Linked DNA regions of Mus musculus: regions 1, 2, 3 and 5 are each linked to region 4. Evidence: chromatin loops called from intact Hi-C (ENCODE). Cell type or tissue: heart. All regions are shown on one strand.

Evidence for each region. A loop is a pair of places that touch in the nucleus more often than their neighbours do. Peaks named below come from ENCODE experiments on the same cell type or tissue, not always from the same donor. Only the 100,000 strongest peaks of a DNase experiment are listed, where the experiment ranks them.
Region 1: it touches region 4 in a loop (9-fold over the local background); 8 of 42 quality-filtered maps call a loop at or near these places.
Region 2: a loop joins it to region 4, with 6 times the contacts of the local background. A loop is called at or near these places in 2 of 42 quality-filtered maps.
Region 3: a loop joins it to region 4, with 5 times the contacts of the local background. A loop is called at or near these places in 14 of 42 quality-filtered maps.
Region 5: a loop joins it to region 4, with 5 times the contacts of the local background. A loop is called at or near these places in 18 of 42 quality-filtered maps.

Annotation. Positions count from the first base shown.
Region 1 is chr5:33,295,495-33,300,494 of GRCm38, forward strand. It overlaps Gm20465 (a long non-coding RNA gene), which reads right to left. Exons shown (of 3, transcript XR_001785039.1): 2 at 2,648-2,765; 3 at 2,284-2,484. LOC115486406 (a long non-coding RNA gene) reads right to left here and starts at 1,979. Exons shown (of 4, transcript XR_001785037.1): 1 at 1,492-1,979; 2 at 164-307. In heart, a CTCF peak has its summit at 1,898 (motif pointing left); no DNase peak of the experiment used is centred here.
Region 2 is chr5:33,440,170-33,445,169 of GRCm38, forward strand. No RefSeq gene overlaps it. Among named protein-coding and RNA genes, the nearest start is that of Nkx1-1, 8.6 kb to the left of the region's middle. In heart, a CTCF peak has its summit at 2,935; a DNase peak (open chromatin) is centred at 2,807; H3K4me3 peaks cover 632 bases; H3K27me3 peaks cover 4,836 bases.
Region 3 is chr5:33,268,409-33,273,408 of GRCm38, forward strand. Ctbp1 (C-terminal binding protein 1) reads right to left here. Exons shown (of 10, transcript NM_001198861.1): 2 at 1,034-1,226. The coding sequence starts at 1,040. Among named protein-coding and RNA genes, the nearest start is that of Ctbp1, 4.1 kb to the right of the region's middle. In heart, no CTCF peak of the experiment used is centred here; a DNase peak (open chromatin) is centred at 2,363; H3K4me3 peaks cover 1,670 bases; H3K27ac peaks cover 2,626 bases.
Region 4 is chr5:33,201,377-33,206,376 of GRCm38, forward strand. No RefSeq gene overlaps it. Among named protein-coding and RNA genes, the nearest start is that of Spon2, 14 kb to the right of the region's middle. In heart, a CTCF peak has its summit at 2,385 (motif pointing right); a DNase peak (open chromatin) is centred at 2,375; H3K4me3 peaks cover 386 bases; H3K27ac peaks cover 314 bases.
Region 5 is chr5:33,375,880-33,380,879 of GRCm38, forward strand. Uvssa (UV stimulated scaffold protein A) reads left to right here and starts at 2,817. Exons shown (of 14, transcript NM_001081101.2): 1 at 2,817-3,123; 2 at 3,347-3,446. The coding sequence starts at 3,349. In heart, a CTCF peak has its summit at 2,489 (motif pointing left); a DNase peak (open chromatin) is centred at 2,702; H3K4me3 peaks cover 2,588 bases; H3K27ac peaks cover 2,636 bases.

The DNA.
Region 1 (5,000 bases), 94 kb after region 4:
GGGTCACCAAACTTTTGGGCATGTCTGTGAAGCGGCAAATTGGGTAAGCTGAGGTGGGAAGACCTACCCTGAAGGCAGGTGGTACCATATCATTCACTGTACATTGTTCCTCACTGGCCCGCCTTCTGTTCAGGCCTGATAGACAGTGATGTAACCAACCCACCTGTCGGCATTTCTCTACAGCTCATCAGCCAGGACGGCACAGTACAACCTTGTCTCAAACAAACCAAACAGGAAGCTGGGGAGATGGCTCAGTGGTTAGGAGTACTGGCTGCTCTTTCAGGGGACCCAGATCAATTTTCAGCACCTGCATGGCAGTACAGGACTGTCTTAACTTCTGTTCCAGGGATCCGACACCCTCACACAGACATACATGCAGTCAAATCACCAATGTACATAAAATTAAAATAGATTAATTTTAAAAACAACCAAAAACAGAGGGAAAGAATAAGTACTTAGATTAGTACTCAGAACGTGCCTCAGAAGTACTCAGACTAGTACTCAGAATGTGCCTTAGGTTGCTTCAGCTTGGCTCTTAGGTCACCCAAAAGCCCCTTCAAGCCACTTTGCCAGTGGTCTATAATGGGTGTCCCACAAGATGGAATCCTCAAGACCTCTAGAGCCCCATCCATAAGAAAATCTATAGCTGCAGGTCATAATATGGTCAAGGCTCTGATATCAGAACACAGAGAGAAGGGACCAGGAGCCCTGCAGAGTGAAGGGTGCCATTGGGATTTCCATTGGGCTGGGTTGGGTGACAGATGACGTGGAAATGCCTGGCTTCTTTAACAACTCAGCTGTGTCACGTGATATTTTTCCAGAAGCTGTCTTGTGAGGGGGCATGTGAAAACAGACACTTAAGAGAGGGGGCATGTGAAAACAGACACTTAAGAGAGCAGGTGATGTTTAGAAAGAATATAAATGGGACCCCTTAACCAGTGAGAGGACAATCTTGCACTGCAACGCTGTGCAAGGCTTCTCTGGTCTTTGCTATTTCTGCTGGATCACGGTGTTTGATGTCTGCTATTGAACTGAACCACTTGGTATCCTAACACTGAAGCCTGGAATCACCCCAAGGAACTACTTCTAAACAGATCCACCACACCCTTCCCTTATTAACCTTCTTTCCCCCCTACCTCTGAGGGTCAGTGGGCTAGAAGGGAGATTGAAGAGTTTAAGAACCCCAATTAAAGTAAGTTTTGAAAAAAATCTAAGCCTATATACAGGGCTTTAGAAATGACTGAATTTCTCTATTCACCACAGGTTATGCTAAAGACCAGTAGGAAAGGAAGCCTGGGGCAGCATCCCACAAGACATGTATTACTCTCCATCCTCCCACTAGGAACCAAAAAGCCACCAGGAAGGCCATGTAGAGGAGGGGCTGTTGGCACCTCTGAGCTGATCTTTGGACGATGACAAAGCTGGAGAGCTTGGAGGAAGAGTAGCTGAGAGTCTGGGGGAGTCAGAGCACACTGAGGACTAAGCCCTCACCTCCCTGCCTTCTCTCCTGCTACCTCCATCGCAGCCTGGCTCCCCTTTGAAAAACGCTGGCCAGCTGTCCCAGCATCGAGAAGGAGAGCTGGGCCAATGGTGACTGTATTCCATGACACTCAAGGCCAGGGCTGATCAAAACAACAGCTGGGGGTATCAGGTCCTGCCCAGATCATTCATGGAGAACAGAGTAGTTTAGCAACCGGATGCCCTTTCTGAGGCGGAAGGTCCTTCCGAGATGGTGGTGTCAGAGGGTCATTTCTGGGGTTAGAAAAAGCACCGAGGAATATGAACTCTAATGCCTGGGGCTGGAGAGCTGGAAAATGCTTGCTGTTCTTGCAGAAGACCTGGGTTCCATTGCCAGCACACATATCGAGTTCAGTCCCAGGTGATCCAATGCCCTCTTCTGGTCTCCAGGAGCACTGCAATACACTTGATACATGCATGCAAACAAAACATATAAAGTAAAAATAGGTGGATATGAATAAATAAATAATGGGCTAAGGAGCTGCCTCAGTGGTTAAAAGCACTGGCTGTTCTTCCAGAGGACCCAGGGTCAATTCTCAGCACCCACACGGCAGTTTACAACTCTCTGTAACTCCAGTTCCAGAGGACCCAAAATCATTTTCTGCCTTCCTTGGGCATGAGGGATACATGTGGTGCACAGACATACATACATACATGCAGGCAAAATACCCATACACATAAAACAAAAAAACAAAATAATTGAAAAAAATTTTAAATAATAAATTCTAATGCCTTTGAGTCCAAGAGGGTAGACTGCTTACAGGAACTATCTAAACAAAAGAAGGTTCTTTTTAAAAAAGCTTAAAACTTGTTTATACTCCTCATTTCCAGAAGAGGATACTGTGGCTGGAGAGATGGCTCAGTGGTTAAGAATACTTGCTGCTCTTCCAGAGCCAAGGTGGCTCACAGCTCTGAGAGATCCGACGCATCTGGTCTCCCCAGGCACGTGCATTCATGCACACAAACCTTTATGCAGAAACACACATACACATAATTGAAAACAATTTAATTGTTTTTTAAAAAAGAGGAAGATCCCAATTCCCCTCTCCCAAGCATGGGCTGAATTTATGGCTCATTTTTCAAAGTTATATTTTAAAATGTATAGAGAAGAATCTCTTCTAAGCATTACCTGTCGATAAAAAAGCCAGTGGCCAATGAGCTGAGGCAGGAAATAGGAGGTGGGACGCTGACAGGAAATAGTGGGAGAAAGAATAAAGGGAGATTCCAGAGAGATGCTCCAGGAGACACTAAGGGAGACAAAAAGGGAGAAGCAGGCTGGGACTGGAGGAGAGGTAACTAACCATGTGGAAGACATAGAATAATTTGTATGAGTTAAATAAGTTACGGGCTAGCCAGGGACAAGGCAAAGCTTGTAGCCTAGGCATTTATTGACAAATATTAGACTCAAAAAGAGTTATTTTGGGAGTAGGGGCAGGCAGAGAAAAGAAACATAATTTTTTTTTTTTTTTTTTTTGGAGACAGGGTTTCTCTGTATAGCCCAAGCTGTCCTGGAACTCACTCTGTAGACCAGGCTGGCCTTGAACTCAGAAATCTGCCTGCCTCTGCCTCCCAAATACTGGGATTAAAAGCATGCACCACCACGCCCGGCTTGAATTTTTTTTATTTTTTTAATAAATGCCCTCTAACACTGTCATCATCAAGACAAAAAAAAAAATAGTCTGGAGCAGAAAAGAGGTCTAATTGGATCCAAAGAACCTTCCTCCCCCCTTCCAAAAAAAAAAAAAAAAAAAAAACCAGCAACAGAAACCACGCTGGTGACATTGCCCTAAGCAAAATGACTTTGACTGGGTAAACAGAATTGTTGTTGGGTAAATAAGCCTAAAAGCTTATTACCACATGGAATTATTACCAGAAAAACACGTCTCCTAAAGCAGGCTCCTGTCTACCAAAACCACCCTTAACCCTCAAAGAAGCATCACTTAGCCTTCCCCAAAAATCAACTACCTTCAGGCAAGAGCACCTAACTCCCAGTCAACCCTGGCAGCCTGCATCAGCTCAGACCCGCTCCCACCCCCACCCCCACCCCCACCCCTGGTCCTGATGACTGACCTATGAGTTATGCTTGCTTTTCCACCGTTTTGCTGTCTCTGCCCCAGAGTTAGTCTGGGTAGTTTCATCCCCAGTAAACCTTTCTACCCACAGAGCAGTCTGTTAGGTAGCTTTGAAAGGACAATGCAAACCCCATTTGTCCCCATTTAAGGACCCCATTTGTCTCCATTTTGAGAACCAGACCTGCTTTCAAAAAAGACCGTAAGGCACTAGCTTCAGGAATAGGCCATAAAATCCAGAACAAGATCATAAAACCCTCTCCCAAAGAACAGCCTGAGGATAACCACAAAATGGGGAAATATCTTATCTCAGGATGGGCCGTCTGCGCCGGACAGCTGTATTTCATCACATGGTTGAATGCTCATAACATAGGAATGTAGACCACTGATCACCTGTGACACCCCCCCCCCCAGCATCCACCAATGAAATTTTAGATTACATAATCCTTCTACAGAATTCCCCCAGTTCCCTATAAGAAGACCTTCGTGCCTATATCTGGGGTCGCCATTTCAAAAAATGGTTGACCCCCACATGCTGGTTTCTGCAAAATAAACCCTCTTTGGTTTTGCATAGTATCTGAGTCTGGGGTCTTATTTCAGCGATTTTCAGACCCTTAAAGTTTCTCTATGCCATCCTTTATATTTGGTGCCTGAAATCCGAGAGGAACACTGGATTCCCCAAAGGCCTGGCCCCTTCTAATGAAATGGAACTGTAGCTTTTTGACCCTTCTGGGCACCAGTAACCTGCTCCTTCTGGCATCTGCCACCCAGCATATTTGATTCTAAGTTTTAGAGTCTGCTTCTTGAGCAGTTTCATCTTTAACCATCTGTCTCTCCTCGGCTTACTTCTCTCTTCTTCAGGTCTCTCTTCACTTACTCTGGTAAGTGCTATCTCACAGCTATCTGTTCAGTCTCTCTCTCATTGGCCACTGGAACCTGTCTCTGTGTCCTGACCCTCTCACTGCTTAAAAGCCTCCAAAGCAGCTTCCCTATGCCCTCTTGTGTGCCCCTCCACTGATCCAGGCATCACTCTGACAAGTCTCTTTCCCTTTGGGGACACCCTCAGGTTGAGACCCCATCACTATGACACTTACCTTTCCTGCGTCTCCATCCCTACACTATTGGAATCCTACTTCGCTCACAGTACACAAGGCCCCTCTTCTAAGTCTCTCCCATCTCCTCCTTGTTCTCCTGGAAATTCCCCGCATCTCCCTTCCTGCCTCCTCTATCACTTGTTCCTGGGGTTTGATTTGTCTCTAACCATGGGCGCGTCCCATTCAGAATTAGACTTGGGACTCCTCACTTGCCCTCTCCAATCTCTTTCCCTCCTCAGACTCAGAGATTCCATTAAGGCACACTATCTTACTGCTAACAGCTTGGCCTCAGCACAAACTAGATGTCTCCATGGCCAGA
Region 2 (5,000 bases), 240 kb after region 4:
TCAGACCTGGGAGCACATCAGTTTCTTCCCAGTGAGACTGGCACCATCACCTGCCCCTCATCGCAACCCCTTGTCAGACTCAGTCTCTGCATTGCCCAGGACATCTGCCCCTGGCACTGAGAAACGGGTTATCTGTGACTTTTCACTTTATTTTTTTTTTTAAGATTTCTTTCTTTATTATTTTATGTATGTAAGTACACTGTAGCTGTACAAATGGTTGTGAGCCTTCATGTGGTTGTTGGGAAATGAATTTTTAGGACCTCTGCTTGTTCTGGTCAACTCCGATCACTCTGGCCCAAAGATTTATTATTGTACATAAATATACTGTAGCTGACTTCAGACGTACCAGAAGAGGGCATCAGATCTCATTACGAGTGGCTGTGAGCCACCATGTGGTTGCTGGGATTTGAACTCAGGACCTTCGGAAGAGCAGTCAGTGCTCTTACCTGCTGAGCCATCTCACCAGCTTCAACTTTTCACTTTAAACACTGGTCAGGAGTACCAGTGTTCACATTAAAACCCCTCTGCCTACTGATTGGATAGCTTTGAGCATATCATTCTCTTCTTTGGCCTTAGTTTACCCTATCTTGTCTTGCAGTTAGTAAACCATGGCCATGCCTTACTCTAACACATGCAGGGGCATTTCTCTGTTCACGTGGCTCTGGCCAAACTGGACTCTTGAACACTGTGTGTGACTTGGTCCTGTGCCTCTCATTAAGATAGAGGTAGAATGAAAACTGCAAACTTGCACACACAAGGAAAAGAGGTCAGCGTTGGGCAAGGGTTTCAACCAAGGGCGTGCACCTTTGCCATCAGACTAATATGCCTAGCTCCTGTGGGTAGAAAATGTCCCTGGTGACTCTTGGCTCTGCCATCCACTCTGCTTTGCCACATCTTCAGAGTAGTCTGGCACTGGGCACTCTATGGTGCACCTATGGCTGCAGGTGAGGCCTGCCTATATCCAGGCATGCCCATCTTGGCTGGCTGTTGTCAGTGCCATTGTCTGGAAGGGATGTTGCTCTCAGAGAGAATTGGGAACAAGGAGGCTGGCATGAGTCACTCCAGAGTTCCCTTCCAATCAGACTACATGGACTTTCACAAAGAAACATCCGTTCACAGTTTACTATACCCTCATTTTGGTTTGTTTGGTTTTTTTTGTTTTTTTGTTTGTTTGTTTGTTGATTGGTTGGTCTTGGGACTATCAGGCATCTGAATCCCTGCCTTAGGCTCAGCCTTCCCAGAGGCCATAAGAGACCTGGGAATTAGCCTGCACAGGGGTGGAAGGGTGGAAGGCAGCTTTCCAGCACCACACAGTTCTAACACACAGCCTCCAGGGTCAGGTTGCATTGTGCTGACCCTGATAATGCTTCTTGTCCCTCCTCCCCGGTGTTCGCTACATTACCAGGGGAGCTTTAGTCAGAAATGTAGCAGGTTGGTTTATTTGTCTGTAATTCTTTATTCTTTTCATCTTCGTACTGCACCATAGCCTGCTGGAGATTGTCTCTGTCCTGTACTCTTGAAGCCAAGCTTGGCCACAGGACCAGTGCAGGCTCAAGCTGTAGAGCTCTCTGCTTCTTACACTGCAGCCCCACAGCAGCAGCTTAGCTGCTGGAGGCCCAGCAGCTTGGAGTCAGCATGTGACCTGTCAGCACCCAACCCAGCGTAGAGAATGGGCCCACCTCACCTGGCTTCTCTGTCTCAGTTCCATGTGTCCATCAACTGACTTGCCCATCTCTGTCCTGTCCAGTGGTTATGGGCCACTGGACACCCCTACAGACAGTGTGACTCACATGATACTCTAGGGGCTTTCTTCCATTTATCATTTATTTAGACACCTTCAGCGCTTCTCTTGTGAGGGTGAGTCTGGGATCAGGGATAAGTAAGATTGGCACAGTCTTTGTTATGGGGGAGGCTCTGGGGCTCCTGTTACCAGGGAGAATGTCATCCCATTCCCATTGGCTTTAGGGAAGGCTCTGGAATGGAGACAGTGGGGGTGGGGGGGTTCTTTGCTCTACTGTGGAGGAGGGCTAGCTTGTATTGGACTGGGGAGTCTGGGAAGCTGGGACAATGGGTAAATAGAGAGGCCCCCTGGGGAAAGGGAGGGGTGAGTAGGAGGACTTCTAGAGACTGTACCCCAACATTAAAGAGGGGCAAGAAGGTGAGGGAAGGAGCTCAGGTCAAGTACACAGAAGGTGCTCAGTAAATGAACACAATGAAGTCTTCCAGCTGGCACACACACACACAACCTAAGTGCCCACAGGGCCACTTGGGTCAGAAGGGCATGTGGAGAGGAACTGGTCACCAAACAATGAGCTTAATTGAGGTTAATGGCTCTAGCGCAGTCCTTGATTATTAAATTATTACTATGAACATGAATCATAATTAGAAGGCTGAGAAACTATTTTACATTACAGGAAACCAGGAAGGGGGATTTTGAGATCCAAGGGGAGGAGAAAGGAGATCCAAGGGCATGTCGTCGAGGTCAAGGGGTGTATTGTCAGGGTGGACGTTATCCTCCTGACGGGGTGTCCTGAGGAGAGACATATCCTTGGGGTGGGGATAAGGGGCAAGTTTTCTGGGTGAGAGAGTGTCTTGGGAAGGGGGCATGTTGTCGGAGTAGGAGGATGTCCAGGTGTCAGGGGACTTTATCTTCAAGAGAAAAGTGTCTGCAGGGGTGGGAGTTAGGGGGTTGGGAGCATGTCATGGGGTAAAAGATGTTCTGGGGAAGGAGTGTGGAGTGCGGAGAGGCGTGTCCTCTGGATGGGGGCGTGTCTGCGATGTAGCGGGTGTTTAACGGTGGATGTCGGAGACCTGGGTGCTTGAGTACTGAGAGGAGACAGCTCACGAGGGAGGGCTGCGCCACTGAGGGGCCCTGCGACTGCCCAGGTGAAGACACACTATCGCTTCGCCCACGGCCCCCGCCCGCCCCCTGCCGACACGGCGCAGAACTGCAGCGATTCGTGTCTGCGCTCGGGAGAACTGGGTGAGCAGGACGGGGGTCCCGAGGCTGGAATCCAAACGCCTAAAGTGTAGTCAGGCATGCACGGATCGGACCGTGCAGAGAACACGCCAGAGTCCTGGTACCGCATACCGGTGCGGCCGGACCTGGCTTTGCGCCTGCGTCCCTGGGCACGAGCGCGCGTGGCTGAACGGGGTGTCGGTCTGTGGGGATCCCCACCCTTTGCTCCGCAGCACAGGGGGCTGAGACCGGAGAACCCCAGAAAAGACCAATACGAGTGCAGGGGCGAGGCTGTCACCCCTGCGCTCTCCAGGGGTGCAGGCTGTCCCTCTCCCTCGCGTCGTCCTCCCCCCTCCACTTCTCTATTTATTTCCTTCTCTGTTGCTGAAACATATTGAAGGGGAGAAAAAGGAAACATTAAGATCCGCTGTGAGCCGAGCAGCGGTTTAACGATTTCAAATGAGGCCGGCCTGGGTGAGGCCTGACAATCCCGTCAGGATGGCAGATGACGGCTAAAATTACCCGGAATCAATATTCTCACCGGGTGTCCTGGGCTGATAAGCTCTGCCAAGACAATGTTGACTATTAAAGTCGACAGCTTGAGATATTACACTATTAGTTATGCTATTTTTAATAATCTATAATATTTGGGCGATAATTAATTAATTATACGGGTCAGATAATATCTAGGGCTGGAATGAGGTCTGAAGGACCCATTACAGCGGTAATGAGAAAGGAGAATCTAATCTGGGGCAGGTGCCGTGGTCCTGGTGCTGGGGCCTGAGGCGTGATGTCTCCTGTGCCCAGCCCTGCCACCAGCCTGGGTCCTGGCCAAGCCTGGCCCCACAGAATCGAGGTCAGCAGGCCAGACAATGCCTGTCTCTGCTTCCTGGGGCTCCACGGAGTGAGTGCCCAGAGATCTTGCCTGGTCAGGCGAGGGCCAGGTCCCTGGGTGTCTTCTATGGCCTGAGCTTGCTTCCTGATTTGTTTTTTCTGATGTGAAGGCCTCGACAGGTGTGTTCTCTGATGGAGGGGTCCCAATTCTTTCCTCGCACCCCTTCAGTATCATCGCATCGGGATTAAGTCCTGGCTGAGGCCTCAGCCCACAGCAGCAGTGAGTGAACACCTCTCCTATTTCCCGCTTTCCTCCCAGGAGGCTTTCTTGCTTCTACTGAGTACACCAGGCCCATTCCTGTCTCCAAACCTTTACACTAGATGTGCCTTTTCCCAGAGTCTTCCCTTCTCTTCTCATTCACTCACCATGATGCCTTCAGAGACTACCTGGACTGGCTGGTCTCAGTAACCACTGCCCAGAGGAGCTAGGGGAGGCTGGCCTTGATTCTGTTGTTCCCAGAAGTGTGTGTTTCAGCAAGCACAATTATCTTGCGCTTGTTAAAGTCAGGATGTGAGACCCTGGTCCAGGGCAAGGGTTGGCCACTGCTTGCCTGGGGACAGCAGTGCTGTGAGCAGCAGCTGTCAGGAGCTGGGCTCTCTGTCTTTTCTAGTGAGTACAGCCCTTCACCTGTGGGGTTCTAGGGGAAAGAAGGCCGGAGGTGAGGCCAGGCTGTGACTGTAAGCAATGGCCCTGCCCAGTGGTCTTCTGGGGACCAAGGGAATTTCCTGGGAGACTACAAGCCCCTTTGGGGCCTGTAGCCCTTTCTCACCCCTGCCAGTCCAGCTTTCTGGACTATGCTTGGCCTAGGAAGTGGATGGTGCCCTCCAGGACACACACGGGTGACCAGTCTGTCTGCTTCTTGCCACCCATACTATGATTCCCAAGCATCTGATGGACACTCCCTAAGAAGAAACGTGTTGGTCTAGTTCTAAATACTTGCTGTGGCTACTGGAGAATTTTTGTGTATATATATATGAAATGTGTACACAGACATATGTTATATGTACATAAACTTCAAATTGCAATTGCTGCTTGTTGTAAGGCTCCAGCTTCTACCAGGCTCCTGTGATGGTGGCTACAGGGGTCAATCCTAGCAATCTTACCTTTGTTGGAATTCCTGTGGCCTCCTGCTCAGTTCCTGTCTGT
Region 3 (5,000 bases), 67 kb after region 4:
GACCCAACCCTCAAGATGGGATGTGCAAGGTCACAGGCTCAGCATTTGCATCCCCCCCTTCCTTGATCTCTAAGGACCACATCGCTATCACCAGGCAACAGAGGTGGACAAATGCAACAATCCAATCATTCTCCAACTTGGACTTGCAAAGTGACTTTTCTCACATAAAAGTGTTACTTCTTGTAGCAGGTAATGGACTTACTGCTATTTTAAAAGTGTTGGTAAACATCTACTTTTCTCGTTCCCTGGCTTGAACACCATATTGTAAGAATCACCAGTGAGCAATGCCCATGTCAACAAATCCTCTAAGGCTATAAAGCAAGCCCTCAAAGGACAGTCTGAGCCTATTTATTCCCTAGGAAGTGGCCTATACCTCATCAAGGACCTGCCCAGCCTGGCAGACTGATAGAAACTCCATTCTCTCACCCTGTAGACAACTCCTCATGGAGGACCAACGGATACAGATGTGGTTAGGCTGGGTCTAAGCCTATTATCTTCATCTAAAAATGGGTATGATACCCAAAGATTCACGTGAAAGGACAAAAGACCAAGCCCTCTAAAACACAGTGGGCTTATAGTGCCTCTTCATTCACAGAGCTGCTGCAGTGCTAGGGTCCCAAACAAACCCACCTAGGAGGCAGACAAGTCTAGTAACTAGACCGTGCTATACAGGAACACTAATCCAGGGCTGGGCTTCACTGAAGACATAAAAGACAAAAAAACCTTACTGAGCTGTGCTCAGGATCTCTGGTCTCAACTGGGGCTTGCACAGCCTCAAAACTGACTCTCGAGCTCCTTCAGGTAAGACCTGCCCTCAGCACCCACCTCCATACCCTCAGGACACTTTTCTTACAGAAACCAACCCCTAGCACAGTAGCTGGATGACTGCTGACCAAGGCAGCCTGCAAACACCAAGCACATTCCTCAGGCATCCCACAGTCATCAGCCACAGGTCAGTCTGCCTAACTTTGCAACCCAAGTCCCTCCTGTAGTTCCTTTGCAGAGATGGCTTCACTTGGCAACCCCTACCAACCTGACATTGCTTAATTGGGGCGGGGTTTCCACGACCATGAATTCGCCTGTCCAAAGCTTTTTGTCTTCAGAATCCCCAGGCCGAACCGCGTTCTGTCACGGAGCCTCATCCCACGTCTTATTGTCTCCAACCAAAGCTCTCAGGCTTCTGCTCCACAGCAGCCACTGAAGCCTGCGTCGGGTTCAAAGTCTTACTAAAAATCAAACACAAGAGACAAGTTAAAACGCCATCAAAGGCCAGCTAAAACTCAGACTCCAGGACGCTTCATGAGAGCGAAACTTTTTGCTATATCCTTAGCCCTGTCCAGCTGCAGCAGCCGGAAGACCAACCTGGACAGCAAGGCACTCACTCACTCACTCAGAGTTTGTGATTCTAGGTTAGGGCAAGCCCTCGAGTCATCTATGTGAACCGAGGAACGGCTCTGTGGTTGGCTACCCCTCCAGACTTCTTCAAGTGTTCTCAAACACTTGTGTTCTCAGGCAACTGACACTGAATACAGGAACATGCAATTGCAGAATGGGGCCTACCAGCTGGTCCTGGGAGTTTCTTCTCCTCTATACTTACATTTCCTGACATCTAAGTCTGTCCCAACCATGTTCCAGCATGGATCTTTTAATGAGACTTTCAGGAAAGCTTGCTAGATGCTGGCTTTCCAACAGCCTAGCCTACTTCCTTCCCAGTCCCTTCGAAGCATCCCGACATCGCTAACAGTCGCCTAGTTCTCCTGAAAGTGCTGCCTAGTCATGTTCAAAGTGTGGCCGTGACCCCCCACACACTTTGGTAGGGCCTGTAGCCCAGAAACCTAGGATATTAGAGGTAAGCACAAAAGCCCAATCCCCAAAGTGTGTCACTGAGCACCCAAAGCCCTGGTCTCTGTTCCTAACATTTGGACCCACACAAGGGCCAACCCCTCAGTTTAGCTGGACATCGGGATACTAGGATGCTAAGATGGAGCCTGGCCTGCCACCCTTCAGCATCACCAAAAGACAAGACCACTTGTCAGTCAATGCTCTGGAAACTCATCCAGAAAGGCCACAAATGGCCACAATCCAAGTTAGGTTGTGGCCAAGGAACCCAGCACCCAATGTATTTGGGGAATATCTCTTTCCAGAATACTCACAAACTTTCTCACAAGCTGTCTCTGTGAATTCCCAGCACACATACCCAGTGCTAGCTTCCAAGATATGCCCAGCCTTGATGAACACTACAGACAATGGACAGCCAGTCAGTAAAGCAGCAACAACGCCCTAGAGTCACAGCCTGCCCGTGCCAGGCACCTGCCACAGGCCCAACCCTCCTCTTAGTAGGTGCCATGCCGAACGTTCCCAGCAGAGGGCACTAAAGAGCCAGTGCAGAAGAACAGACCTAAAGTCAGGATGCTGGAAGCTCTGACAAGACTCGTGGCAAGGAATATTTGTTCCTTGCATGGGGCACTGTCATCTGCAATATCAAAAACAACAGCTATCTGGGCTGTGGGGGCTCTGGGAACCTGTCTCAAGCAACCAACCAATCAACCAACCAACCAACCAAAAACTTCCTTCTGGGAACGGCCAGCACTTTTCAACCAAGATCAATCTCTCCTTCAGCCACTCCCATCCTCCTTAAAGGCCCTCTGGGAAAGAATTCCTCAGCAACTGGGGGAGGGAGGTGTCTCTCCTACCTCTAAGCACAGATCCCTCTGGATTACAAGACCAGCTCTAATCCCAAGTAGCGCTCTCTAGTTACAAAAACTGTCCTGTAGCCTGGTCCCTGCCCACATCTGGAGGTCAGAGGACAAAACCTAGAACTCAGATCAGGTGGAGGCCAAATCTGTAAGTGCCTGCTACCTGGTAAGAATGGAGCTGAAAAGTAAGGACAACAGGAGGCAAAGCGATGCTACATGAACCTCCAGGGCAGGCACTGCCCAAGGAACAGGTAAAGTAGAGCAGGACAGTGAGGTGGCACTGAGGGAAGGTGTCTGTGAGAAACCAGAGTGTTCCACAGCCAGCTGTGACTTATACCACACGTCAGGGAAGACACAGAATAAAAACACAATAAAGGGCGTGGATTTGCCACATTTCCAATCATGCTGGCTACTTTGTGTCTATGTGTAGCAGTTTGCCTGTGTGTGTTACAACAAATACTGCCAGTCTTGACATCCTAGAACACCTGCCTGTTCCAAAGCCAGTTGGGAAAACTATTTTCACTGGAAGAACACGACTTTCCAGCTTATTGGAGACTACTTCCCTTCCTGCCTTTCTTAACAGGACAACCTTCCAATGCTGTAGAGAGCCCTGGCCTTGTAAAGGACACAGAGGTCATGGGATTTACAGAAAGCTTCACTGCAGACTTATCTCCAGACGGAGCAGCCCTATGTATTTCTACTGGAGACAGTAGCAGGAAGAGCACCACAGCCACTCAAAACAAGGGATAGCAATGTGGGGGAGGGGTGCAGATCTTTCTGAGTCCTCACTTCCATGCTCCCAGTGAGGTACAAACCCTTGCAGCCCTGGCCCGTACATCATAATCCCAACCCTACTGAATTTTCCTTTGACCCACCCAAGCCAATGTAGCCCTGTCCCAAAATCTCCAAGCTCCGACTCTGTCTTTATAACACAGGTCTGATGCTGACTGGGGACATACAAAGACCTGGGACTTCACAGAAGCCAAGTCAGGGAAATCTGACAAGAGGCCACACAGAAAGTTTCAACTTTATAGAAAATGAGCGTGTCTTCTAAAGCTACCACCCAACACAGTAACAGTTTGGGCTCTGAGAAAGATAGTACATGTTTGTGAGCATGGCCCTCAGCCCCAGAGGGACAAGGACGCTGCAGCTGCTGCAGGACTGCTGAAAGACACGGTAGGCTGAACCCGTCTACCCCACAGAACCCAGAGTCACTGCTAACAGTGAGTGTGACGATGCAGAATGCAGGCACTGGTGCTGACAGACTTTCAGGTGCCATGGGTTAACTACAAAACCAAGTCCACATAAGCCGCTGCCTCTCTTGTGAAGAAGTTTACATCCCGGGGCTTGAAGGCAGGCCCCCTGCCCAGCACCAAGCAAGCCAAATCCTTTCCTGACACTAGAAGAATGAAAGCTAGTGTAAAGGTGCTGCCATGCAGTACAGACCTCAGGACATGTCTGCTTTCCATACCATGCCGGGAGGCCACACAGCTAGTAGGTCTCATGGACAGGGGGTCCTCAGCAGTACCCAGATCTAAGGATCAATGTCCACACAAGTTTCTTGCCAGGTTACCCTGTGGGCACTCACCAATGAAGTACAAAAGGCAGGTAGGAAATAGTGAGCTGCTGGAAGGACAGGAGTCTGTCCCACCTAGAACCCTGAAGGGGACACTAGACCTCTCTGAGCATGAGACTCATCTGGAAAAGGGCGAAACACAAGCTGAAACCTGCTACAGGTCCACAGGTGACAGAAGATAGAATAGCCAGAGAAGGACAGTGTATCACTGAGGTCCCACCAGGATTCCACAGGCCCCAGCCCACACTATGTACAACTAACATGGCACAGTGCCCTCAGACATCTGTGGAAGCCAGGCTGACACATACAGCAGGGCCATGCAGAGAAAGAGCAGCCTCAAACCACAGCTGCCACCCTAAATAGTAACAAGACAAGCAAACTCATAGAGTTCCGGAGAACAGTATGACCCCACACTACACCACAACGCTGTCCCTGAACTTGGCACATCCCACAGCTGTCACCCCATGTTGCAGATGAAACAGAGAGAACACACATATGAGCCCAGCCCATATTCACATCCTGCTATCATTCTTCCAGAGATCATGCTCCCCCGGGGTCTCAAAGATGTTAGTCCAACTCTATAATGGAGCCCCGATGTCCTGCATGCCAATCACACTGGGGTAAGCATCCTGTGTATCCCTGTTTATATTGGACACGTGCTCTGAATCTGGAAGTGACAAAGCAAAACACAGTAAGGGAACATACTACCCGGGGAATAAAACTGCTAG
Region 4 (5,000 bases):
AGGATGGGGAAGAAGTGGGAGAAGTAAAGGGAGGGGAAGTAATAAACAGGATATATTGTATGAGAATGTAAAAGAAAGAAAGAAGAAAAAGAAAAGGAAGGGATGAACACATCAGGACAGGAAAACTCAGGACCATGGAAAACTGTGCCCTACCGAGCAGACTCAGCAACGGTGGGAAGAACCAATGAGCAAAACTAGTAAACGCAGTCCCGACTGAGCGGCAGAGAGAGCTGCGATTGAATAGAGCCTTGCGGATTGTGGAATAATGATCACAGGTCTAAAATATGTCGAGGCCCAGTGGAAAGGAAAAAGAATGTAAAGCCAGAAAAAAATGGAGGATGTAATGAATGTAAAACCTCTGCAGATTTTGTAAAAGACATAAACTTGCAGATTCAAGAAGCTTGGCTAAACCTCTAAAACATCCATCTCCACGTGCATCACAACCAACGTCCGGAATTAGAGAGCAGGAAGTCGGAGGCGCATCTGGGAGACCGCAGGAGAGAAGGAGGGCGTTGGCAGTGATGACTGATGTCAGGGAAACAGACTCCAGCAAACGGTGGCACGTGCCTCGGCTCTGAGAGCATGCCACCAGAATCCTACGTACACCAAAGTGTCCGTGAGGATGCTCTTAGGTCAGAGGAGATCAGGAAACCCAAGGACACTTGAGTTAAAGGATATTTAACCAGGCACGGTAGTACATGCCTTTAATCCCAGAGTCTTGTTGTGTAGCTTAGGCTGGCCTGGAACTCACTGTGTAGCCTAGGCTGCCTTGTGGAGACCCGCCCACCCCTGCTTCCCCATTGCTATGTCCCAGCTTCGTTCACATCTGCTGCTCTCCAATTTAAAACTAACAGTTGAAAGCAAAGATTTAAACACTGCTGTGCCTTTCACTGTATATGGAAATAATATTAAAGACAACTCAACATTATTTGATGTTCCTTCTAAAATAGTAAAATATTCATACTAGGAGATACTAATAAGGAATAAAACTATAGAAAGCTATAGTGAAAACACTATAGATAAAGCAAAATAAAATATGAGAAGTTCAGGCAACCCACAGGTAGATAGGAAATGGGAAAAAAAGAGACAAAAGATGAAAAGAAAATAATAAAATAGCAGGCATGCTTTCTTCTGCTATTAATAGTTACAAGGTACATTATATAGTCTAATCAGGGGCTAGAGGAGGATTGTGGAAACGGACTTTAGTTGTTATAATGCAGACTGTGGGGAGCATCTCAAGCATAGCGCTCTCGATAGAGTAAGACGTAGAAGACAGGCCATCCAAGCATGCATTAACAAAAGCGTGCATGGCTCAGATAAGGTGGGTGTTAGAGTAGACTGTTACTAGGGGTAAGAGACCTCTCACAGAGGGGGAAGAGAGACAACCATCGGAAGATCACCAAACGATACCACTTCTAAACACATGGGACGCAGATAACAGAACCCAAGAAAGAACTAGGTGGATTGATGTTTTTCCACAGCCCTCTCCATACTTCATATAACTGGACAGAAAGTCAGCAAGGACCTGGAAAGACTGCCGCAGCGACGGACCCTCCTGACATTTGCAGACTGTTGTGTGAGGTGACAGTGGAGCAGGTGTCTCTTCTCAGGCACACATGGGACATTGCGCAATTTAGGGAGCAGGGCCCCAAAGGGGTCTGCTGAGGCAGCTGACTGCTCCTAGAGAGGAGCTTGCGGTGACTATGGAAGATTACTTTCCAAACATGACCAACTAGATGTCTCTCATATCTGCCATGCTCAGAAACTTCCAGTTAGGGCTGCATCTCTCCTGCTGAGCCTCTTCCAGAGCCTGGCTGTGTATGGAATCAGGGTCTCCACTTCTCTATCACCAAACACCCCTGAAGCTCACCCTCACCCTCGTTGGGACGGTCAGAGTACTGCTGGTCTGTCAGTGGTCACACCTTATTTTTGTAGGACTTGCTCATTGCCATTCCTGCATCTGTTCACATGGGGCTGTTCTTGCCAGCCTGTTGGTCTCTGTGTGCGCATCTTGGGAGCAAAGTGTGCAATCATCTGCCTTCTTTGAGGTGCCGGGGAACAGCAGGAATTTTATTCCACACTTTCCCAATCTCTAGGCTTGTAATAAGCCTGGAACGGTGTCTGGCCATATGATGGAGGTTCCGTAAATATTTGTGGGTTGAAAGTGTGTCCTAAAACATGCTCAGTGGGGGATTTTGAATTGATGAAGCCAGGTTGACTCTCGTGTTAAATGCCAGTCTTCTGGGAACGTTGCGTTATTAGGATGAGTGGAGGGTACTTTCTGCTTGCTTTTGTCCAGATTCCTCTAGCCCTAAGTACAGCCACTCTATTCCCTTCCTCAGACAGGCAAGAGTTACAGAAGGAGGTGCCATGCCACGTGTGGCCAGCAGGTGTCAGAAGAGAAGCATTGCTTATAGGAGGAGGAAGTTGATGCGGACTGAGTGAATAACTCTGGGGACAGAAAGAAACTTCTACACGTCAACACCCAGGCGCTCTGTCACGATGTTCAAAGCAATGGAGTAAAAAACACATTCCCACACTCTCCCCCAAACTCACACTTTTCAGGTTCTTCACACCCTTTCTGTTGAGGCTTCTAGTTTGGCAGTCCTGTACATCATTAGTCTCTTCTTGCTGTCTTCTATCCACTCCAGGAGTTCCCAGTTTCAGATATTGTTTTTGTTTTTGAAGATTCCAGCAGTTACGAACCTCCATCTTTTTCATCCCTTTGGTCCACGAGTTTCACAGTCTTCTTTTTATGATTGAGTGCTGCTGTTAACCACATGGTGGCTCATAACCATCTGTAGTGGGATCTGACGCCCTCTTTTGGTGCGTCAGAAGTCAGCTACAGTGTACTTATGTATAATAATAAATGAATTTTTGGGCTGGAGCGAGCAGGGACAACCAGAGCGAGCAGAGGTCCTAAAAATTCAATTCTCAACAACCACATGAAGGCTCACGACCATCTGTACAGCTATCCGAGGTTCTGTTTAAGGCCCTGTTTTCAATTCTCTGGGTTATAAACTTAGTGGAATTTCTGGGTCATATGTCTGTCGGTTTATCTCATGTTCCTGCATCCCCCATAATTTGGGATGCGTCTTAATGAATCTAACTTTACTCTTTAGCATCTCCCCTGTCCTCTGGAAGCAAATCGCTGACTCGGGCTCTGCTTCAGAGAACTCCCAACCCAGGGTGATGCTGGGGGCAGCTACATCTCAGACACAGGCCTGAGTGAGGTCTGATTGTCCTGTGGAATTTAGGCATTGGTGTCTATTTAATATGCCACCCTTCTCCTGTTTCCTAGTCTGTAATAAGACTTGTTAAAAGCCAAGGGACTTATGCAGAGGGGAAGGGTCCCATCAGAACCCTTTCCAAAGGAAGGGAACATCCAAGTGTTCTCACATCCAGCAGTACTTTTTCCTTAGTAATCTGCCTTCAGGTGGGTCACTAGGCTCTTGCAGTCTCACAGTCTTTCTCTGTCAGAGGGACTAGCTACCTCACTCACAGAAAGCGAAAGGAAGGCTGGTAAGAGGAGAGGGGCTGCAGCCATGGCTTGGGGGTTAAGAGCTCTTGCTTGCTCTTCCAGAGTTTGGTTCCCAGCACCTATATCAGATGGCCCCCAACTTCAGCAGGGAACCACACTTGTGTGAATGAACCCTCCCCACCCTCTGAGAACATATAGAGAGAATTACAAATAATAATTAAAAACCTGAAAAAGAAAGAGAGAAGATCTCGGGGGAGCTTACCAGACCAGAGGAGGAGCAGGCACAGCGTCCCTCCCTGCTCCTCCTGTCTCCCCTCAGACTAAGCTTCCCACCCTGTTCCTCCCGTCTCACCTCAGATTAACCATCCAAGATATCTTCACTCTCTTTTCACACAAAATTATCTATAACTTACTGCTAAGGGACATTGATAAGTAGTCACACTAAGAAACAAGATCAAGTCACAGAATGCATTGATCTTAGGGGCTTCTTATGCTGGGCGTGGCTGTACTGCCCTTGATGGACAACTCTATACTTGCCCCATCTCAGCTTCTAGCAGGCAGCATCCCGTACTTCTCAGACATCTCTGCATTCATGGACTAGAGCTGAAGACACACCTGTTTCTCCATCAGGCTTAGAGCAGGAACCCAGAAACCAAGTTATCAAGGCAGGAGACAAAGTTCAAGGGGCAGGGGCCAGCCTTGACCAAGCACATGCCCAGTGAGATATGCCCGGTGCTGCCCAGAGGCCTCTTTGTCCCCTACTAACCAAGATGGCTCAGAGTCACCAGCTACCAGACAGTCAAAGTGACTTTAAAGGATTTTCTGTCTCTAAAGTGGTAGCTTTCTCAGGTCCCCTGTGGTCCATGTTTAATCCTATTGAAAAGAGACATACTTTGATGGCTGGCTCCAAGGTCATCTCCTGCACTTTCTAGAATGGTGCATTTCATGAGACTCTACACAGCTCATTGGTGCTCTTGCTGGACCTCTGGGGTCTAAGGACATAGCCTCAGGTTTTACAGGTTCCAGACCATTTTAAACATGTATTTGCCTTTTACTGGAAACTTCAAAATTAAAGTAGGAGCCTATTTGTAATTATGTATGCGCTATGAAAAGTTGAGGCATATCACAGGCTCTGTAAGCTTTTCAGTTCAGTGGAGCAGAGATGTAAGAACACAGAGCCTAGCCAGGCAGTGGTGGCGCACGCCTTTAATCCCAGCACTCTGGAGGCAGAGGCAGGTGGATTTCTGAGTTCGAGGCCAGCCTGGTCTACAGAGTGAGTTCCAGGGCAGCCAGGGCTACACAGAGAAACCCTGTCTCAAAAAACAAAAAAACAAAAGGAAACAAAACAAAAAAAGAACACAGAGCCTTTGTTGACAACAGGCAGCACAGGCATGTCTGGCTGACTCCCGTGAACCTGGTGAAGCCATCCCTCGTGTGTTCACACAGCAAAAGCAACTAAGCCAGATCCTGGAGTTCATAATATGTCATAAGCAACAAAAATGAGCCTTCAGCAAATGCT
Region 5 (5,000 bases), 170 kb after region 4:
CTTGTTTAGTTTCCTCATAGTCTCAAGACCAATTCTTACTTGCTTTGAGTGAAAGGCAGTGGACCTTCAGAGATCCTGCCCACCCTCTATATAAAGGCCCTATTATTTAATGCTAGCCTTAAAGTGACTTTCGAGTTTGGCAAAGCATCTGGAAGAACAGCAAAAGCAGCTTTTAAAGACATTAAAGGTTGTGTCAGTGGGAAAAGGATTAGGCCTGAGAACAAATAGGGTATTGAAAGAAAATCTCAGTGCCATGGGCAAACTACCTCATGAACTGTTGGCCTGGATGCCAGTGAAGCCCCCACATACAGGCCTTTGCCTTTGTTGTTTTGTTGTTGAAATAGCCTCCCTCTGCACTCCCTATTCCCCAATAGCTTTAGCAGTCCTGGAACTCACTATGTAGACCAGGCTGGACTTTAATTTTAAAGGATCCATCTGCCCCTGCCTCCTGGGTATGAGAATTAAAAGGCAGGTGCCACCATATCTGTCTTTGACTAGTAACTCTTCCTATTAGACTTAAGTCTGTTATCTGCTACTTGTTTCTGATTTGTCTCATCTGCTCTTTGTTCCCTTTTCTGTTTTCACCTGTATCCATTTTGTTTATTTTAAATTAGTCTCATGGGGAAGGCGGTGAGACAGAGTTTCTCTATGTTGCTCTGACTGTCCAGAACTCATTCTGTAGACCAGGCTGGCCTCAAACTCACAGAGATCTACCTGCCTCTGCCTCCTGAATGCTGGGATCAAAGGCATGTGCCACCACACCTGGCCTGTCTTTGCAATCTTAGGAGTGATGACCCACTTTTCTGCAGGATCAAATCTAGGGCCTCACACAAGCTGTGTAAATGCTGTCAGTAAGCCATTCTCTGCCCTGTTGCATCTAATTAATTTTTTTACTTTAGGGGTTCTGTTGATGATAGTGGTATGTTCTGAGAAATGGGTCATTAGGCAGTTACATCGTTATGTGACCATAGTATGTACTTAAACATCTGCTATATCATTAGGTGTCGAATTTGGTTTGACATCAACTGAAATGACATCATATACTATGTGACTGTTTATCACAATATACCTTCAAGTAGTATACCGATTTATGTAAGAATACAACTCTTGGAACATATATTACCATTTCCTCCCTCCATATCACTTGAGTAGCTGTTGTCATAATTTTTTCCTCAATATTGAACTTCAAAATCTATTGAACTGTGGCTTATAAAAGAGATTTGCAATCCTTTCATCAGCTTTATTGTTTACAGTTCTTGAGTTGCTCAGAGTCTGGATCTGCTCTCGTTTCCTTCCCAGGACTCCCTGAGAAGTGCTGGCAGGCCACTTCTTGCTCCTGTCTGCAGCAAGCTCAACTTTTGACGGACCCCCCCCACCCCCCCCCGCCCCGCCGCACATATGTACAAGCCTGGCTTGACACAACCTTTTCTTGTACTTCTTTAAAAGACATTTTCCAACTCCTGAGATCACACAGCTGCTAAGCCTGGCAACTTCCGTTTGAGTAGTGGAACCCACATGGTGGAGAGAACCACCTCTCAGAAATTGTCCTGATCATACTAGGGAGGGTCCCACCTTCTAACCCCCCAATAAAAAAAAATGTAATAATATCTTAAAGACATTTCATTCTCTTTAAATTTTGGGGGTGGGATGGGTGGGGGCAATCTGTGCATGTAAAATGAGAAACTACAGTCCACGATCAATCTCACGAGTGTATGAGGACTGGGACCTGCCAAGAGGTGGTGGGAAGAGCTCAGATTCCAAACATCACAAGTTGAGTTGCCAGATCCTCACATATTGAACACAACACAAATGAACGGGGGAGGGGGGGGGAGGGGACGGACGTGTCGGGGGAGTCCAGTTGACTTTGTTCACTGACCCGGATTCAGGGAAGGGTAGGTAAGTGGGTGGGACAGTAGGCACACCATGCTTTTAACAGTCTAGTCCAGAAGCTCAAGACCGTCCTGCAGGACACACAAACTGGCTGAATGCCCGCTCTATGGGTGCAGACCCGAACCCCAAACCGGATACACAGGGAGACCGGTGTATGCTTCTCCTTTGCTAAGCGAAGCAGGAGCTGACAGCGGAAAGGCAGAGCGAGTTGTGAGCCGGCTAAGGCGGCAGTATCCGGGGTCTGTGCGTTCAAGAGTTGGGCTGAAGCAGCGTGAGGTTGGTAGAGGCCAGAGTCCTGAACACTGTGAAGCTGTAGGAAGGGAGCAAGCAGCTCTAGCCGAGAGCTGACATATCTTCTACAATCATCTACGTTGAGACTGAACTGACATTTTAAAACATCCAATCAGTGCAACCACCACTACCCCAGGGCAGCCTTGCAACGGTGCCTCCCACCATAGCCTGTCCTGGGGTGGACAACTGACCCGGTCAGGGAGGCGGGCCGACCCTTCCCAACCGGACTTGCGCCCAGATTCCCTTCTGAGCTTTCTTAGCAGATATACAGAGGCTGTACATAGGCCGCGAGCCTCCTGGTGGCCAGAGAACTGATCCCCAGATCAAAACTTCTTTCTGCACCTCAGTCTCATACTCCTGACCCAAAGCCACCGCCCCTTTAAGAACTTGCCGGGCCCTCCCGCCTCCTTTTTCTCGCGCTTAGTTCTTCTCGATCTGCCCCGCCCCCTGGAGGAGCGTTGCGTCACCGCGTTGCCGCGTCCTCGCGCCTGCGCTGTGGAGCCGCTCCAGGCAAATGACGGAGACGGGTGGCTGCCTCATCTGAAAGGGACTGGACCAGAGCGGGCGCGTCGCGGTGACTTCCGCTCCTGCGCCGCGGGTCTTCGCGAGTGTGTGCCCGCTGCTCTCTGGGGCCTGTAACAGAGAGAGCTCTGTCTACACCGGAAGGGGTGGGCGAAACAAGCTGCTGCATCCTGCGGGCCGTGTCACCGGGGCTGAGGGACGCTGGTACTACGTCTCCTGAGGCAGCGAGTGCGGCGGACTGAGGGTCGTGGCTGGTCAGATTCTCGGCCCGCAGGGTCGGATCAGTCGCCCCCGCAGTTGTCCAGAGACTGTCGCTTGCAGAGAGCGAGTTTCTTGTGCGGCCAGTTTGCTTAAAATTTAGTGACATTTCCCCTTAGCCCGCGGTAACGTCACCCACACAGCTGACCGAAGACTGCCGGAGTTAGTCTCATCTTTAAAACCTTAGCTAATTATCACCGAAGGGCTTGATGGCCTTCCGTGGGAATGTGGTGGCTAGCCTTCTTCGCCTGGGAGACAACCTACAGAGACACCCTAGGGCCTTTGCCGTAATCCCCAGTATTTGGAGTCCCCCATAAACTTAAAACTAAGACCGTGAAGTATTTATTGTATGTTAACTCAGCATCTCCGCGTCCCTTGTTTCTAGATATGGATCAGAAACTTTCACAGTTGATAGAGGAGCTCACAACTTCAGGAGAATCCCAACTCAATGCTCAGAAAATGAAGGAACTGAAGAAAATTTGCAAGTATGTATTGAGGCTAAATGTGCCAATGTCCCCTGAGCACCCACACCGTGGAGATTGTGGACCCTCTGCCCTCTTGTACACCTCTGCCACCTCCTGCATTCACTACCTAGGAAGGAATTATCTGATCACCAGGGCATGGTGGCATTTGCCTGTTGTGAGGTAGAGTTGGGAGTAGCATGAGTTCCCCGCAGCTTGGGCTACATAGTAAGGCCTTGTCTCAGGAACCACTAAAGGATTTCTGGGGCTGTAATCCTGGTGTACCTGGGTCCAGAATGTCGCGCAAACTCTGAACTTGGTGCCTCTGACGATTTCTGTAAGGTATAAAGCTATCACACTATGTCAGTAAAAGTAGATCCTCTTCTTTTCCGTTGGAGTAAAGAGTTCATGATTGGGTCAGTGGCTCTGGCCTCCCCACCCCCGCCCCACCCCCAGGGATGCTCAGGAGCCCCAAGCATGCTGTCCCCAAGCAAACTGTACCACTGAGCTACCTATTATTATCATCATCATCATCATTATTATTATTATTATTATTATTATTATTATTTCTCCTTCTCCTCCTCCTCTCCCTCCTCCTCCTCCTCCTCCTCCTCCTCCTCCTCCTCCTCCTTCTTCTTCTTCTTCTTCTCTCTCTCTCTCTCTCTCTCTCTCTCTCTCTCTCTCTGACAGATTCTCATGTAGCCCAGGTTAACCTCTTTACTATGTAGCTAAGGCTGGCTGTGAATTTCTGATCTTCCTGCTTCCACTTAAGTGTTCCTTTGGGGTCATAGGCATGTACCATCATAGAACCCAATATTTTTTTAAAAGATTCATTTATTTTTATACATAAGTACACTGTAGTTGTCTTCAGACACCAGAAGAGGACGTCAGATCTTATAACAGATGGTTGTGATCCGCCATGTGGTGGCAGAGATTTGAACTCAGAACCTCAGAAGAGTGGTCAGTGTTCTTACCCGCTGAGCCATCTCTCCAGCCCGGACCCAATCTTTAAAGTAGTCGTTCTCATCCTTATTAATCCCTCGGAAGGAAGCACTGTGATGCTCCCTGCCTTGCTACTCAAGGCAGTCTTATTTGGTTAAGAAGCAAAATTCCTTCATTGCCTTGGTCACTAATGAGCCTTTGTTTATAAAATGAGAGAACTTAAATGATTCTTTCTGAAGTGGTAGAGTATTCACATTGCAATAATTCTGGGCCTGGTTTAGCTGTACACCCCAGAAAAACCTCCAAGTGTGATTTACATAGGGTATGGAAATGGGAATAGAGGAGCAACCCAGAGGACTTTGAGAACCTTTTGCTCCATTTCCTGTAGAGGATTCTGGTCTATGCACTCAGTCCTGTCTGGCTGACACTGGGGCTCAGAGGGCACCTCTAGAGGGGTTCTAGGCTTTCATGTATCAGAACAAAGATTGTGTAGTAGCAACTAAAGCAAGAAAGTTTCTTAAGAGTGAGGATCCTTCCAAGGGAGAAAGCTGGCTCAAGCAGGGAAAAGTTTAACAGCTCGGATGTCTCTGCTATACAAAGAGTTGGGCTTATTATATCTTATTGTGAGCATTTGCT